Regions from separate parts of the Homo sapiens genome. Here region 2 is linked to region 1. A link is an interaction called in ENCODE POLR2A ChIA-PET data of the cell type or tissue named here. Cell type or tissue: MCF 10A. All regions are shown on one strand.

Region 1 (8,000 bases):
TACTTGGGAGGCTGAGGCAGGGGAATTGCTTGAACCCAGGAGGCAGAGGTTGCAGTGAGCTGAGATCACGCCACTGCACTCCAGCCTGGTGACAGAGTAAGACTTCGTCTCAAAAAACAAACTAACAAAAAAACAAAAAAAAAACCCAAAATCTATTTATGTATTTATTTATTGTGCCCCTTGGTTAAGCATAAGGGGTACAATGGCAAACAAGATATAATCCACTGGTCACAGTGGCTCACTCCTGTAATCCCAGTGCTTTGAGAGGCCAAAGCAATTGGATTGCTTGAGCCTAGGAGTCTGAGGCCAGCCTAGAAAACATAGTGAGACTCCTTCTCTACAAAAAATTTAAAAAAATATATATGGCTGTGGTGGTGCCCCTCTATAATCCCAGCTACTCAGGAGGCTGAGGTGGGAGGATTGACTGATGCTAGGAGTTTGAGGTTACAGTGAGCTATGATTGCACCACTGCCCTCCAGCCTGGGTGATGGAGTGAGACCTGTCCCTTAAAAAACATTTTTTTAAAAATATATACAGGGCTGGGTATGGTGGCTCATGTCTGTAATCCCAACACTTTGGGAGGCTGAGGTGGGAAGATGGCTTGAGTCCAGGAGTTCAAGACCAGCCTAGGAAACATAAGGAGACTCCACAAAATAAATAAAATAACTGCCTATTGCGATTTTTTTTATTTTTCTTTCTTTCTTTTTTTTTTTTTTTTTGAGATGGTGGCAGCAGATGAGGCTTTAGCCGCAGGCCAGGCGCAGTGGCTCACGCCTGTAATCCCAACACTTTGGGAGGCAGAGGAGAGAGAATCTCTTGAGGCCAGGAACTCGAGACCAGCCTGGGCAACATAGCGAGATCCCATTCTCCACAAAAAAGGGGAAAAAAGACAAAAGTAAATCAATAAAATAAAAGCAGAGCTATGAGGCTGGGAAGAGTTCTGAGTCCTTTCCACTAATACCCTCCATGCCCTTCCTTGCAGATATGGATGCAGAGAGGGAAGCCCTGCAGAGCACTGCCTACCCTGAAGTGCCAGACCTTCTGCCAGAGGCACGGCTTGATGTTTGAGGTAACTGGAAGTCACTCCGGGCTCCATGCTTTTTTTATTTTTTTTTGACACGTAGTTCTTGCTCTGTCGCCAGGCTGGAGTGCAGTGGTGCGATCTCGGCTCACTGCAACCTCTGCCTCCCGGGTTCAAGCGATTCTCCTGCCTCAGCCTCCTGAGTAGCTGGGACTACAGGCGTGCGCCACCACGCCCAGCTAATTTTTGTATTTTTAGTAGAGACGGGGTTTCACCATGTTGGCCAGGATGGTCTTGATCTCTTGACCTTGTGATCTGCCCGCCTCGGCCTCCCAAAATGCTGGGATTACAGGCGTGAGCCACTGAGCCCAGCCCCATGCTTTTTTTTTTTTGAGACAGAGTCTCGCTCTGCCACCCAGGCTGGAGTGCAATGGTGCAATCTCAGCTCACTGCAACCTTGGCCTCCAGGGTTCAAGCGATTCTCTCGCCTCAGCCTCCTGAGTAGCTGGGATTACAGGTGCCCGCCACCACGCCCCTCTATCCATACTCTTTTAATGCTTTACTGTTGAGTTTTAAAATTCACAGTGATTTTTAAACAAAGGTCCCACATGTTCTTTTTGCACCGAGCCCCGTAGATTCTGTAGTTGGTCCTGGAGATCTGGCCCTGGAGATAAAAATCCTTGGGACTATAAAAAGGCAGGTGGGACTGGGCGCGGTGGCTGACACCTGTAATCCCAGCACTTTGGGAGGCAAAGGCGGGCAGATCGCTTGAGGTCAGAAACTCGAGACTAGCCTAGGCAACATGATGAAACTCTGTCTCTACTAAAAATATAAAAATTAGCCGGGCGTGGTGGCTCATGCCTGTAGTCCCAGCTACTCAGGAGGCTGAGGCAGGAGAATCGCCAGAACTTGGGAAGCAGAGATTGCAGTGAGCTGAGATCAAGCCACTGTACTCCAGCCTGGGTGACAGAGTGAGACTCCGTCTCAAAAAAAAAAAAAAAAAAGGCAGATGGAGGGGTTACAGCCATGTGCACCGTGCTTGGTTAGCATGGCAGGTGGTGTAGAAAAGTGAGTAGGAGTGAATGCTTTTGAACACAGATTCATCGCTGTGTCCCTTGCAGTGTGACCTTGGACATGTCATTTAACTGTCTGTTGTTGTTGCTGCTGTTTTTGTCTTGCCTTCAGAGCTTCCTGGCCCTCTTCGTACTGGGCTTCAGGAGGAGTATAAGAGGGCTTTGCGATATGGGGGATGGGCATGGAGGTTGGACATGCCTTTTTCTAGAACGCTGATGGTGTACCTGTTTGGCACAGTCCCAAAACAGTAGGAGCCCCTAATGCTGTCTCCTTGTACCAATCCCTGGCTAGGGAATTTTTTTTTTTTTTTCAGATGAGGTCCAGTGGATGACAGAGCAAGACTTCATCTCAAAAAAAAAAAAAAAGAAAAAGTGAAAAAGTGCAGTGGTGTGATCTCACAGCTCACTGCAACCTTGAGCTTCTGGGCTCAAGGGATCCTCCTGTCTCAGCCTTCTGAGGAGCTGAAACTACAGACATGCAGCGCTATCCCTGGCTAACCGGGGATGTTTCTGCCTGCACATTTCCCTGTGGAAACTGATGAACATCTTTGGAGTCTCAGCTTAACTTGAGGGCTGCCTCCTTGCTGCTTATGAGAATGATTCATTGCACCAAAGTCCCATTTGGTTAAAAGATGAGGCCGGGCACAGTGGCTAACACCTGTATTCCCAGTGCTTTGGGAGGCCAAGGCAGGAGGATTGCTGGAGGCCAGGAGTTTGATACCGGTCTGGGTAATATAACAAGATCCCGTCTCTATAAAATTAAAAAAATGAGCTGGGTGTGGTGACGCCCACCTGTAGTCCCAGCTACTGGGGAGGCTGAGGTGGGAGGATCACTTGAACCCAGGAGTTTGAGGCTGCAGTGAGCTGTGATGGAGCCACTGCACTCTAGCCTGGGTGCCAGATTGGGATGCTGTCTTTAAAAAAAAAAAAATCTGGGCCGGGCGAAGTGGCTCATGCCTGTAATCCCAGCACTTTGGGAGGCCAAGGCGGGTAGATCACCTGAGGCCAGGAGTTCGAGACCAGCCTGGCCAACATGGTGAAACCCCCTCTCTACTAAAAATACAAAAATTACCCAGATGTGGTGACACGCACCTGTAATCCCAGCTACTCGGGAGGCTGGGGCAGGAGAATTGCTTGAACCTGGGAGGTGGTGGTTGCAGTGAGCCGAGATAACGCCACTGCACTCCAGCCTAGGCAACAGAATGAGATTCTGTCTCAAAAAAAAAAAAAAAATCAAGTGGCTCTTTGGGTAAAAAAGAAAAGAAAAGGAAAAAGATGCATGATCGTTATGGTTTGTATATTTATTACTAAGAAAGAAGCAGTGCTGGAAATTCCACTCTGCCCACCATTGATCATGAGACATAGTTCAATGTCAAAGGCACTATGGAAGCATCAGCACTGAGAGCTGATGAAATGGTCAAGCTTTTCTGTTTAATGCCCATGCCCGTCCTCTGACGCGGATGCTGTCAACATCCTCCACACGCACATCGGGAGACGGCGGTCCCTCCAGAAGCACAAGCTCCTTCCAGAGGCTGGCTCCTGACCCCTTTTCCTTTCCTGCTCCTCTAACTCATTGTTCCTCCCCCTTTCTTCCTCCAGTCACATTGAGTACTGCTGGCCTCTCACCACTTGTCTTAAGAATCTATGTGTCTTTCTCTCGGTGCTAAAGAATTCAGGGAGGCAGGGACTGTTCCGAGTTGTCTTTGTCTCCCTGTCACCCCAGCCTTCCACAGGGTCAGCTTTGCCTACCTGAACTGAGCTGTTCTGCCCAGCCTCCCCATGGCGAGCAGGCACAAATGAACTGCAAGCGTGCGGTTGCCAAGGAGACCTTGGTACGTCCAGTGCTGGCCAAACTAAACACCCTCCTTTGCAAGGAAAGCTTTGTGAACAAGTGTGGACACGTCCTTGCTTTCAAAGCAACAGTTTGAAAATGGCCAAGTTCCTTTTTTAAAAAAGCTTTTCTGTCAGGGCGAGGTGGCTCATGCCTGTAATCCCAGCACTCTGGGAGGCCGAGACAGGCAGATCACGAGGTCAGGAGATTGAGACCATCCTGGCTAACACGGTGAAACCCCATCTCTACTAAAAAATGCAAAAAATTAGCCGGGCATGTAGTCCCAGCTACTCCGGAGGCTGAGGCAGGAGAATGGCGTGAACCCGGGAGGCGGAGCTTGCAGTGAGCCAAGATTGCGCCACTGCACTCCAGCCTGGGTGATAGAGCAAGACTCCATCTCAAAAAAAAAAAAAAGATTTTCTTTCTTTTTTTTTTTCTTTTTTCTTTTTCTGTTTTTCTTGCAACAGGGTGTCGCTCTGTCACCCAGGCTGGAGTGCAGGCATGCAATCACAGCTCACTGCAGCTTTCTGGGCTCAGGTGATCCTCCTGTCTCAGCCTCTCAAGTATCTGAGACTACAGGCACACACCACTACACCTGGCTATTTATTTATTTATTTATTTATTTATTTATTGTAGACACAATGTCTCCCTATATTGTTCAGGCTGGTCTCAAACTCCCGGCCTCAAGAGATCCTCCTCCCTCAGCCTCCCATAGTGCTGGGATTATAGGGGTAAGCCACTTTGCCCTGCCTCTGTTCTAATTTTTTTATTTTAATTAACTTGCTTTTTTATTTCTTAATTTTTATTTTTTTAGAGATGAGGTCTTGCTACATTGCCCAACCTGGTCTTGAACTCCTGGGTTCAAGCAATCCTCATGCTTCAGCCTCCAGAGTAGCTGGGATTATAGGCACATGCCACCGTGCCCGACTAAATGTTTATAAATAAACTTCTGAATTTGGAATTTAGGCTTACAGGAAACGCATGGACAGTACGGAGTTCCCATACACCCCACACTCTGTGTCTCCTAACGTTTTACCTAACCACAGCACAACCAACTATGTTGTTACAACTATGAAATGAACTTTGAGGACAGGTGCAGTAGCTCGTGCCTGTAATCCTAACATTTTGGGAGGCTGAGGCAGACAGTTCACTTGAGATCAGGAGTTTGAGACCAGCCTGGCCAACATAGCAAAACTTTATCTCTAATAAAGATACAAAAAAATTAGCCAGGCGTGGTGGTGCACGCCTGTAATCCCAGCTACTCGGGAGGCTGAGGCAGGAGAATTGCTTGAACTCGGGAGGCGGAGGTTGTGGTGAGCTGAGAGTGCACCACTAAGCTCCAGCCTGGGTGACAGAGCAAGACTCTGTCCCCCTGACCAAAAAAAAAAAGAAAGAAAGAAAGAAAGAAATCAGTCTGGGGGCAGTGGCTCATGCCTGTAATCCCAGCATTTTGGGAAGCCGAGGTGGGTGGATCACCTGAGGTCAAGAGTTCGAGACCAGCCTGGCCAATATGGTGAAACCTTATCTCTACTAAAAATACAAAAAATTAGCCAGGCATGGTGGTGTGCGCCTGTAGTTCCAGCTACTCAGGAGACTGAGGCATAAGAATCGCTTGAACCCATTAGGCAAAATTTACAATGAGCCAAGATCATGCCACTGGAAGGAAGGAAGGAAGGAAGGAAGGAAGGAAGGAAAGAAGGAAGGAAGGAAGGAAGGAAGGAAGGAAGGAAGGAGGAAGGAAGGAAGGAAGGAAGGAAGGAAGGATTTTCCAGTGAGACAAGATTGCGCCACTGCACTCTAGCCTGGGTGACATAGCAGGACTCCAACTCAAAAAAAAAAAAAAAGATAAATCAACATTGGTACATGACTGTTAACCTCCTGACTTTATTCAAATGTTGCCAGCTCTTCTATCTAAGTCTTTTCTGGTGAAGAACCCCATCCAGGGTACCCCATTGCATTTCGTTGTCTTATTGCCCTAGTCTCCTCTGGTCTGTGTCAATTTCTCAGTCACCTTATTTCTCATGACCTTGGCAGTCTTTTTCTTTCCTTCTTTCCTTCTTTCCTTCCTTCCTTCTTTCCTTCCTTCCTTCCTACCTTCCTCTCTCTCTTTCTTTTGACAGAGCCTGGCTCTGCTGTCCAGGCTGGCATGCAGTAGTACAATAAGAGCTCACTGCAACCTCTGCCTTGTGGGCTCAATTGATCCTCCTACCTCAGCCTCCCGAGTAGCTGGGACTACAGGTGCCCACCACCATGCTTGGCTTTGACTGGCAGGGCATCTTGAAGAACGCCCTTCCCTCTAGTCTGGGTCTGTCTGTTATTTTTCTCATGATTATACTGAGGTTATGAATTTGGTTCAAGTTCTTTTAATCCAGACATCCCCCTACAGGAAGAGGCTGTCAAAAATTTTTGAAAGAAACTTTCTGCTTTGTCAAAAGGGATTGAAAAAACAAATCACCTGTCATGCCACCTCTCTGACAAACTTGTGTTTCTATTTCCCAGGTCGTTGATCTGAGGTGGGGTATTCGGAACATTGAAGCCACTGACCACTTGACCACAGAACTCTGCTTGGAGGAGGTTGACCGGTGTTGGAAAACATCCATAGGGCCAGCTTTTGTTGTGAGTGTCTTGGGAGGAATGGGTTAGCTCTTACTCCTCCAGGATATGCCCCCTGCTTTCTAGACAAACTGATCAGCAGAGGGAAGTAGGTACCGTTTCTGCTTTCGTACCTTATCCCTATGGCCTGCCTGTGGCAGACATTACTAATCAATCACAGAACTCTTTCTGCAGAGCTGAATGGGATCCAGACATTAGCAGTCAAATGGAAGCAGCAGGTGGCTTGGAGAGTAGAATGTTGAAGCCAGAAGGAATCTTGGAATTTGATCTGGACTTTCTCCCACCTTCCCCACCCCCTCCACTTTATGTCTATAGAACTTTGGGATCCTGGAAAGCCATGGAAAAGGTGGAAACCCACAGGGTCTTGGGATATTTTTTTTCCTCCATGTGCCCACTGGTTTCAGGTCGTGGGGACTTCTCCCCTCTCTCTTCCAATTGCACCCCTTCTATCAAAAAATCAATCTCCAGTCCACAATTAATGGTTTTGGCTATTAAAATTGAATGATATTCCTGAGTCTTTTTTCTTTTTCTTTTTTGAGACAGAGTCTCAAAAAAGCCCAGGCTAGAGTGCAGTGGCAAGATCATGGCTCACTACAGCCTTGAACTCCTGGGCTTCTGATCTCCCTGCCTTGTTCTCCCAAGTAGCTGGGACTACAGGTGTGTGCCGCCACAGTTGGCTAGTATTTTTTTGGAAATATGGGGTCTCACTATGTTGCCCAGGCTGGTCTTGAACTCCTAGGCACAAGTGATCCTCCCACCTTGGCCTCCCAAAGTTCTGGGATTACAGGCATAAGCCAATGCACCTGGTCTAGTTTTAAGTTTTTTTTTTTTTTTGAGATGGGTCTTGCTATGTTGCCCAGGCTGGCCTGAGTCCTAATTTATTACATCGAGTTCCAGATACATCCAAGAACGATCACATTTTCCTTAGAAATTCTAGAGCAGGGGGCCGGGCGTGGTGGCTCACACCTGTAATCCCAGCACTTTGGGAGGCCAAGGTGGGTGGATCATGAAGTCAGGAGATTGAGACCAGCCTGGGCAACATAGTGAAGTCCCATATCTACTAAAAAATTAGCTGGGCATGGTGGCACGTGCCTGTAATCCCAGCTACTTGGGAGGCTGAGGCAGGAGAATTGCTTGAACCTGGGAGGCAGAGGTTGCAGTGAGCCGAGATCATGCCACTGTACTCCAGCCTGGGCGACAGAGCAAGACTCTATCTCGAAAAGAAAAGAAAAGAAAAGAAAAGAAAAGAAAAGAAAAGAAAAGAAATTCTAGAGCAGAGGCCAACAAGCTATAGCCTGAAAGGCAAGTGTGGCCTGCTGCCTGTCTTTGTAAGTAAAGCTTTATTGGCACACAGCCATGTCCACTTGTTTACACATTGTTTAGCCCTGCTTTCAAGCTATAATGGCAGAGTTTAGTCGTTCTGACAGAGACCATCTGGCCTGTAAAGCCAAAAGTATTGACT
Region 2 (8,000 bases), 190 kb after region 1:
CCCTGTTATTCATAAACAAACACACAAATAAATAAAAAATGAGTGTGTGAGTGAACTCTAATGTAGATTATGAACCTTAGTTCATAACGTTTTGATGCCGGTCCATCAATTGTAACAAATACAGCACACTAATACAAGATGCCTATCACATGGGAAGCTGTGTATGGGGGTGTAGAGGTGTATGGGAACTCTGTTCTATTTACTCAATTTTTCTGGAAACCTAGAACTCTTCTAAAAAGTAAGATCTATGGCCGGGCGAGGTGGCTCATGCCAGCAGTGTTTGGGAGGCAGAGGTGGAGGATCGGCTGAGGCCAGGAGCTTGAGACCAGCCTGGGCAACACAGCAACACCTGGTCTCTACTGAAATTCAAAAAAATTAGCTGGGCATGGTAGTGCATGCCTGTGGTCCCAGCTGCTTGCGGGGCTGAGGCGGAAAAATTGCTTGAGCCCAGAAAATCAAGGCTGCTGTGAGCCCTGATTGTGCCACCGCACTCTAGCCTGGGAAACAGAGCGAGATCTTGTCTCAAAAAAAATTAGTTAAAATAAATAATAAAAAGTAAAGTCTAATGACTATCTGTTATCTGAAATGCTTGGAACCAGAAGTGTTTCAGATTTTGAATTTGGATTTTGGAATATTTGCATTTACGGGAATCTCTTGGTATCTGTAGGGGACTGGTTCCAGGACCCCCAAGGATACCGAAATCCACTGATGCTCAAGTCCCCGATATACGAGTGTGTAGTAGTTGCATATAACCGACACATATCCTCCCGTGAACTTTATTTTTTATTTTTATTTTTGAGACACAGTCTCACCCTGTTGCCCAGGCTGGAGTGCAGTGGCACAATCTCGGCTCACTGCAATCTCTGCCTCCAGGTTCAAGCAATTCTCCTGCCTCAGCCTCCCGAGTAGCTGGGACTACAGACGCCCACCACCATGCCCAGCTAATTTTAGTATTTTGAGTAGAGACGGGGTTTCGCCATGTTGGCCAGGCTGGTCTCGAACTCCTGACCTCAGGTGATCCGCCTACCTTGGCCTCCCAAAGTGCTGGGATTCCAAGCGTGAGCCACAGCGCCCGGCCCCTCCTGTGTACTTTAAAGCATGTCTTGATTACTTAGAACACCTAATACAATGCCCACATGTCACTTCATTTGCATGAATTCAATATTGTACTCAGCATGCAGCAAATTCAACTTTTCGTTTTTGGAACTTTGTGGAATTTTTAAAACTTTTTTTTTTTTTTTTTTTTTAAGAGATGGAGTTTTGCTCTGTCACCCAGGCTGGAGTGCAGTGGCACAATCATAGCTCACTGCAGCCTTGAACTTCTGGGCTCAAGGGATCCTCCCACCTCAGCCTCCCCAGTAGTTGGGACTAAGGCATGTACCACCACGCCCAGCTTATTTTTAACATTTTTGCCGAGATGAGGTCTTGCCATGTTTCTCAGGCTGGTCTCCGACTCCTGGCCTCAAACAATCTTCCCGATTCAGCTTCCCCAAAGTGCAGGGATGACAGGCACGTGCCATCACACCCAGACTTTTTTTTTTTTTTTTTTTTCTGAATAGTTTCGATCTGTAGTTGATTGAATCCTGTGGAACTCACAGATACGGAGGGCTACCTGTATACTTGGGCATCCCAAATGCAAAAAATCTGAAATGCTCCAATGAACATTTCCCTTGAGCATGAGGTTGGCACTAAAAGCATCTTGGAGCCCAGGCACGGTGGCTCACACCTGTAATCTCAGCACTTTGGGAGGCTGAGGTGGGCAGATCACCTGAGGTCAGGAATTCGAGACCAGCCTGGGCAACATGGTGAAATCCTGTCTCTATTAAAAATACAAAAATTAGCCAGGCATGGTGGCAGGTGCCTATAGTCCCAGCTACTCAGGAGGCTGAGGCAGGAGAATTGCTTGAACCCAGGAGGTGGAGGTTGCAGTGAGCCGAGATTATACCACTGAACTCCAGCTTGGGTGATAGGGTGAGACCCCATCTCAAAAAAAGAAAAAAAAAAAGGAATAGAATAGAATGAGGCAGAAGTAACAGCCTGACTTGTAAGACCAAGTAACAAAAGGCGCTATGGCATCCTTCCCGCTTTCTCTCTTGAATTGCTCACTGTGAGAGGAAGCCAGCCGCCATGTTGTAAGAACACTCAAGTAGTCCCTATGGAGAAGTCCATGTGGTGAGCAACTGAGGCCTCCTGCCAACAGCCATGTGAGGGAGCCAATTTGGAAACAAATCTTCCAGCCCCAGTAGAGCCTTCAGATGAAGACAGCAACAGCCAACACCTTGACTGCAACCTCAGCAAAGATCCCCAGGCAGAAACACCCAGCTAAGCTGCTCCTGAATTCCTGATCCATAAGAATTAATACATAATAAATAGAGATAATACGTTTGTTGTTTTAAATGGCTACATTTGGGGTCACTTGTTACACAGCAGTGGATAACTATTGCATCTCTCACAGGGTCTTTCTCCTGCACTGGGCAGCGAGGACCTGGAGGTAGGAACCATGTGTTCCTTTTTCCCCCAGGATGAAGACCAGAGCCTAGCTCACTCAATGAATAAATGAATGAATGTGCGTTGAGTATAAGGGAACCCATCTAGAACAGATCCCAAGTTTTCAGGCTCCCTGGCAGGATCTTGGAGCCTTATGGTAAGTAGTTAGGGGAGGTGCTAACAGGACGGCACTGCACTGAGTGTACCACATGCTTATCCCATGGATCCAGGTTCTTAGAGGGATGTGTGGTAAGGAAACAGGCTCAGAGAGGTTGATCATCGGGTCTAAGGCCACACAGCTCACATGAGACAGAGCTGAGGTTTGTCCAGCTTCGGGGTGGGTGCTGCTGCCACTGCCCTGCGCTCACTGCCTCCTTGTCCTACAGGGTCCCCAGGAAGACGTCCATGTTTGGAGACCAACAGGAATGTTTCAGGAGGTGAGAGGGGACCTGGAAGCTGCTGACTTCCATGCACACAGTGAAATTTGATTTTTCAGCCATGCGCGGTGGCTCACGCCTGTAATCCCAGCACTTTGGGAGGCCGAGGCGGGCGGATCACAAGGTCAGAAGATCGAGACCATCCTGGCTAACACGGTGAAACCCCGTCTCTATTAAAAATACAAAAAAAGTAGCCAGGCGTGGTGGCGGGCGCCTGTATTCCCAGCTACTCGGGAGGCTGAGGCAGGAGAATGGCGTGAACCCAGGGGGCGGAGCTTGCAGTGTGCCGAGATGGCGCCACTGCACTCCAGCCTGGGTGACAGAGCGAGACTCCGTCTCAAAAAAAACAAAAAGGAAATTTGATTTTTCTTGCTCATGCTGAGAGTTTAATCCCCGGAAGATGCTGAGGAGGTGTGTGCACACTGAGTGTCTAGGCCGGGCACGGTGGCTCACGCCTGTAATCCCAGCACTTTAGGAGGCCAAGGCAGGCGGATCATCTGAGGTCAGGAGTTTGAGACCAGCCTGGCCAACATGGTGAAACCCCGTCCCTACTAAAAATACAAAAATTAGCTGGGCATGATGGTGCACACCTGTAATCCTAGCTACTCAGGAGGCTGAGGCAGGAGAATTGCTTGAACCTAGGAGATGGAGGTTGCAGTGACCCAAGATTGCACCACTGCACTCCAGCCTGGGGAACAGAGTTAGACTCTATCTCAAAAAAAAAAAAAAAAAAAAAAAAGGTCCAATGCGTCACAACTTGCTAATCCTGGCTGGTGGAGGCCTCCTAGGGGCTGCTGGGGCTCAGCCAGCTTTTGGAGAGTGACTCAGTGGCTTTAGCTGTCCCTGGGGTGGGCGGGGCCTCTGCTTGCTAAGACGTGATTGGGGCCTTGCGTTATCAGCTGTCGGCAAGGCAGGGCCCTGGGACTAGAGCTGGGACAGTGTGGATGAGCTCCTGGGGCTGGGGGAGGCTGGGTGAGTCGCCAACCCTGGGCCCCTCTGGAGCTAGGTAAGTGATGCTGCCCATGGCAGGAAGTACTCAGCCACATGTCCCCACTCCCTGGGATCCTGGCACTGTGACTGTGCAGTGGACACTCTGTTGGACTAAAGACAGGGCAGTTTCCACGCTCACAGCTGCTGTCGGCACTACCAGGGTGGCAATCTCCGAGAAGGAGTCCGGCGATGGGTACAGGAGTTGGAAAGTGACTCACAGTCTCAGGTGAACCCCATGATGATGCCAAGAACTGCAATAGCCTGAGGATATCAGGAAAACAAGACCCAGGTGTGCCCGGCCTCCCAGGGGCCCTCCCTGCCCTGGTCTCCTCCCTGCAGTTACCACAGAAACAAGATCCCAGGCTGCTCCTGCACACAGCACACCCCAGCCTCAAGGTGCTGGTCTGGCCTCTGACCCCTCTGCCCTGCCATCTCCTCCTGCTCCAGTCACCGCTATTCCTGAGTCCTGGGAGCTTGAGGAAGCCCAGGGCATCCAGGGCTCACTCCCAAGGGGCCAGAGAGCAGGGCATGGAGTCTTGCTCACTGTGGTAACAGCAGCAGAAACAGGAATGGTTACGATCACCAGCTCTGCACTGGCCCCAAGCCCCAACCTCCATCTCTGGAGCTGGGACCACCACAGTCTTTACTTCCCAGCTGTGTTCCCTGTCATCCGGGGATCAGGCGCCAAGTGATCTGGTCACACTGCATTGGATGTGAGGCCATGGCGTCGGGCGGGGAGCCTCAGAGGCAATGCCCAGGGCGGTGGGGACTCACCACATGCTCCCCGATGCGTCCCGCTCCCCAAACGCGCTGTAGGAGCCATCCTGGCGCTTGTAGGTCAGCTGGCGCTGGTAGCCTGTGGGGCAAGCAGAGAGGACCCTGTCCTGTTGAGTGGCCTGGCCCAGGCCCGCCCCCAGGGACCTACACCACTCTGCCGTCCCCTACCCCGGATCTCCGAAGCCACACCACATGTGGGGTCCCTGGAATTGCCTCGAATCACATCTGGAGTCCTTGAAACTGCCATACACTCACATCTGGGGTCCCTGAAACTGCCCCATACCACATGTGGGGTTCTTGAAACTGCTTTATACCACATTTGGAGTCCCTAAAACTGCTCCACACCACATCTGGGCTCACTGAAACTGCCCTGTGTCACATCTGGGGTCCCTGAAACTGCCCCACACCACATCTGGGGTTCTTGAAACTGCCTCATACTACATCTGGAGTCCCTGGAACCGCAGCGCACCACATCTGGGGTCCCTGAAACTGCCCCACATCACATCTAGGGTTCTTGAAACTGTCTCATTCCACATCTGGAGTCCCTGGAACTGCTCCACACCACACCTGGGGTCCCTGAAACTGCCCCACACTACATCTGGGGTCCCTGAAACTGCTCCACACCACATCTGGGGTTCTTGAAACTGCCCCATACCCACAGCACATCTGGGGTCCCCGAAACTGCTCCACATCACATCTAGAGTTCTTGAAACTGCCTCATACCACATGTGGAGTCCCTGGAACTGCTCCACACTACATCTGAGGTCCCTGGAACTGCCCCACACCACATCTGGGGTCTCTGAAACTGCTCCACACATCTGGGGTTCCTGAAACTGCTCCACACCACATCTGGGGTCCTTGAAACTACCCTATACCACATTGGGGGTCCCTGAAACTGCTCCACATCACATCGGGGATCCCTGGAACTACCTCACACCACATCTGAGGTCCTTGAAACTGCCCCACACTACATCTAGGGTGGCTGTAACCTCCAACTCATTCATCTTGTTTACTGACATTGCCCCTTCGTGACTACTGGTCACACACTGGCCTTCGGTCACTCCCAGGAGGTCAGCAAAACCACCATCTTGGGGCAGCGCCCTCTGTCCCCCACAGCCCTCTGTCCCCAGGCGTGGGGGCTGCTCCAACTGCTGGGGCGAGAGCTTGGGAAGCTCAGAGAACTGGTGGTGCCGGGGACAGGGAACGGAGCAGGGAACGAGGGGGTGAGGTGAGAGGCCGGTGGGCCACAGGGCCTCCAAGGCTGGGCTGGGAGTGTGGTTTTCCTGCAAGGGCATAGGGAGCCATGGGTGGCGTGTGAGTAGGAGAAGAGTGTGAGGAGACATATAGAGCCAGTGGACCGTAGGGTCTGGACAGAAAGCTGGGGACGGGGAACCCTCCCAGTGTGCAATGATGAGTTTGGACCCAGTGGCGGCGACAGAGGTGGGGAGCCTTCCTGGGGTGAAGGCAGAGCTACTCAGCCAGACACAGCCTGTGAGGGAAAGAAGGACGAATCTGAGGGCACCACTGTGTGTGGTCTGAGCCTCAGGAAGGACAGGGCTGTGTCCACAGAGACAGGACCGGTGACCAAAGAAATTCTGTACTGGGTGGGTCCTCCCAAATTCACATCCACTTGGAACCCAAAAATGGGACCTTACTGGAAATAAAAGATCTTTACAGATGTCATTAAGGTTAGGATCTCCAGATGAGAGCATCTTGGATTTATTTAGGATGGGCCCTAAATCCAATGACAGGCATCCTTGTAAGAGAAAAGAGAGGCCGGGCATCGTGGCTTGCACCTGGAATCCCAGCACTTTGGGAGGCCAAGGTGAGAGGATCACTTGAGGCCGGGAGTTCAAGACCAGCCTGGACAACATAGCGGAACCCCATCTTTACAAAGAATTGGCTGGGCATGGTGGTGCACACCTGTAGTCCCAGCTACTCAGGAGGCTGAGGTGGGAGGCTCACTTGAGCCCAGGAGTTCAAGTCTGCAGTGAGCTATGATCGCACCATTGCACTCCGGCCTGGGTGACAGAGCGAGACCCTAGCTCTTACAAAAAAAAAAAAGAAAAGAAAGGGAATTAGTCACAGAGGTGACAGCCATGTGATTGTGAAGGCACAGAGCAGGCTGATCAGTCTATAAGCCAAGGAACTCCTGGAGCCAGCAGACGCCAGGAGAGAGGCCTGGGACAGTCTCCCTCAGAGCCACCAGTAGGAACCAGCTCTGCGGACACCTTTATTTTTGACTTTTGGCCTCCAGAACTATGAGGAGATGACACATTTCTGTCGTTCTAAGCCACCCGGTTTGTGGCATTTTGTTGTGGCAGTTTTAGGAAATGAACACAAGTGGGTTTGGGGGGAAGATGGCGGGGGTTGATTTGGGGTTTGTTGAGTCTGAACTGCGAGTTGGCTGGATGCACACAGGGTCCGGCTGTCCCCTGGAGGTACAGGCTGTTATTCACGAGGAGGGCTCATTCAACTCTGGGTGGTGTTTAAGGACCTGAGCCTGGATGGATCCACCAGCTGGTGTCCACCCATCTCCCAGACCCTCACAAGTGCTAATCTGAGCCCCCAGGACCTGGCCTCAGTGGACTTGGCCTTCCTAGCTGTCCATGATCAGCCTTCAAGATGCCAGACTTTCAGCCTAGAGCAACCCCTGACTGTTTCTTCTTCTTTATTCTTTTTTATTTTTTACAGTTGGGGTCTCACTCTGTCACCCTGGCTGGAGTGCAGTGGCACAATCACAGTTCACTGCAGCCTCCAACTCCTGGGCCCAAGTGATCCTCCTGCCTCAGCCTCCTGAGCAGCTGGGACTACAGGGGTGTGCCACCATGTCTGGCTAACATTTTTTTTATTTTTTGTAGAGACCGGGGTCTTGCTTTGTTGCCCAGGCTTGTCTCAAACTCCTGGGCTCAAGTAATCCTCCTGCCTCGGCCTCCCAAAGTGTTGGGATTACAGGCATCAGCCACTGTGCCTGGCCTTCTCTTTTATTTTCTAAATGTTATTTTTAATAATGCTGTTATATTATTATTGTTGTAAAAAAATCCACACTTTAAAAAGATGCTTTTCCTCTCCCTGTATCTGAACAGCACCATCTCATCCTAACAGCCACAGACATCAGGCTCCTGCTGACAGTGACAAGATCAGGGCCACCCTGAATGGCCTCTTTTGCCCACTTCCTCCCCTTTGCTGCACCTGGTGTGTGGGCCACCTCCAGCGTGGTCTTCTCCACTGAAGGCTGAACCTGCCTCCCTTGCTCCCACCTCAACCCAGGCACTTCTTCCCCAATACCTTGTACTAGGTAGTCGGTGG

Evidence for each region. Peaks named below come from ENCODE experiments on the same cell type or tissue, not always from the same donor. Only the 100,000 strongest peaks of a DNase experiment are listed, where the experiment ranks them.
Region 2: POLR2A ChIA-PET joins it to region 1 with 16 read pairs; 3 of 35 experiments call an interaction of 5 or more read pairs at or near these places.

The regions. Positions count from the first base shown.
Region 1 is chr19:16,730,210-16,738,209 of GRCh38, forward strand. It overlaps NWD1 (NACHT and WD repeat domain containing 1), which reads left to right. Exons shown (of 19, transcript NM_001007525.5): 3 at 983-1,069; 4 at 6,425-6,541. The coding sequence starts at 989. Among named protein-coding and RNA genes, the nearest start is that of NWD1, 14 kb to the left of the region's middle. In MCF 10A, no CTCF peak of the experiment used is centred here; a DNase peak (open chromatin) is centred at 3,932.
Region 2 is chr19:16,917,217-16,925,216 of GRCh38, forward strand. CPAMD8 (C3 and PZP like alpha-2-macroglobulin domain containing 8) reads right to left here. Exons shown (of 42, transcript NM_015692.5): 26 at 7,980-8,000; 27 at 4,689-4,770. Among named protein-coding and RNA genes, the nearest start is that of F2RL3, 32 kb to the left of the region's middle. In MCF 10A, no CTCF peak of the experiment used is centred here; DNase peaks (open chromatin) are centred at 3,755 and 4,155.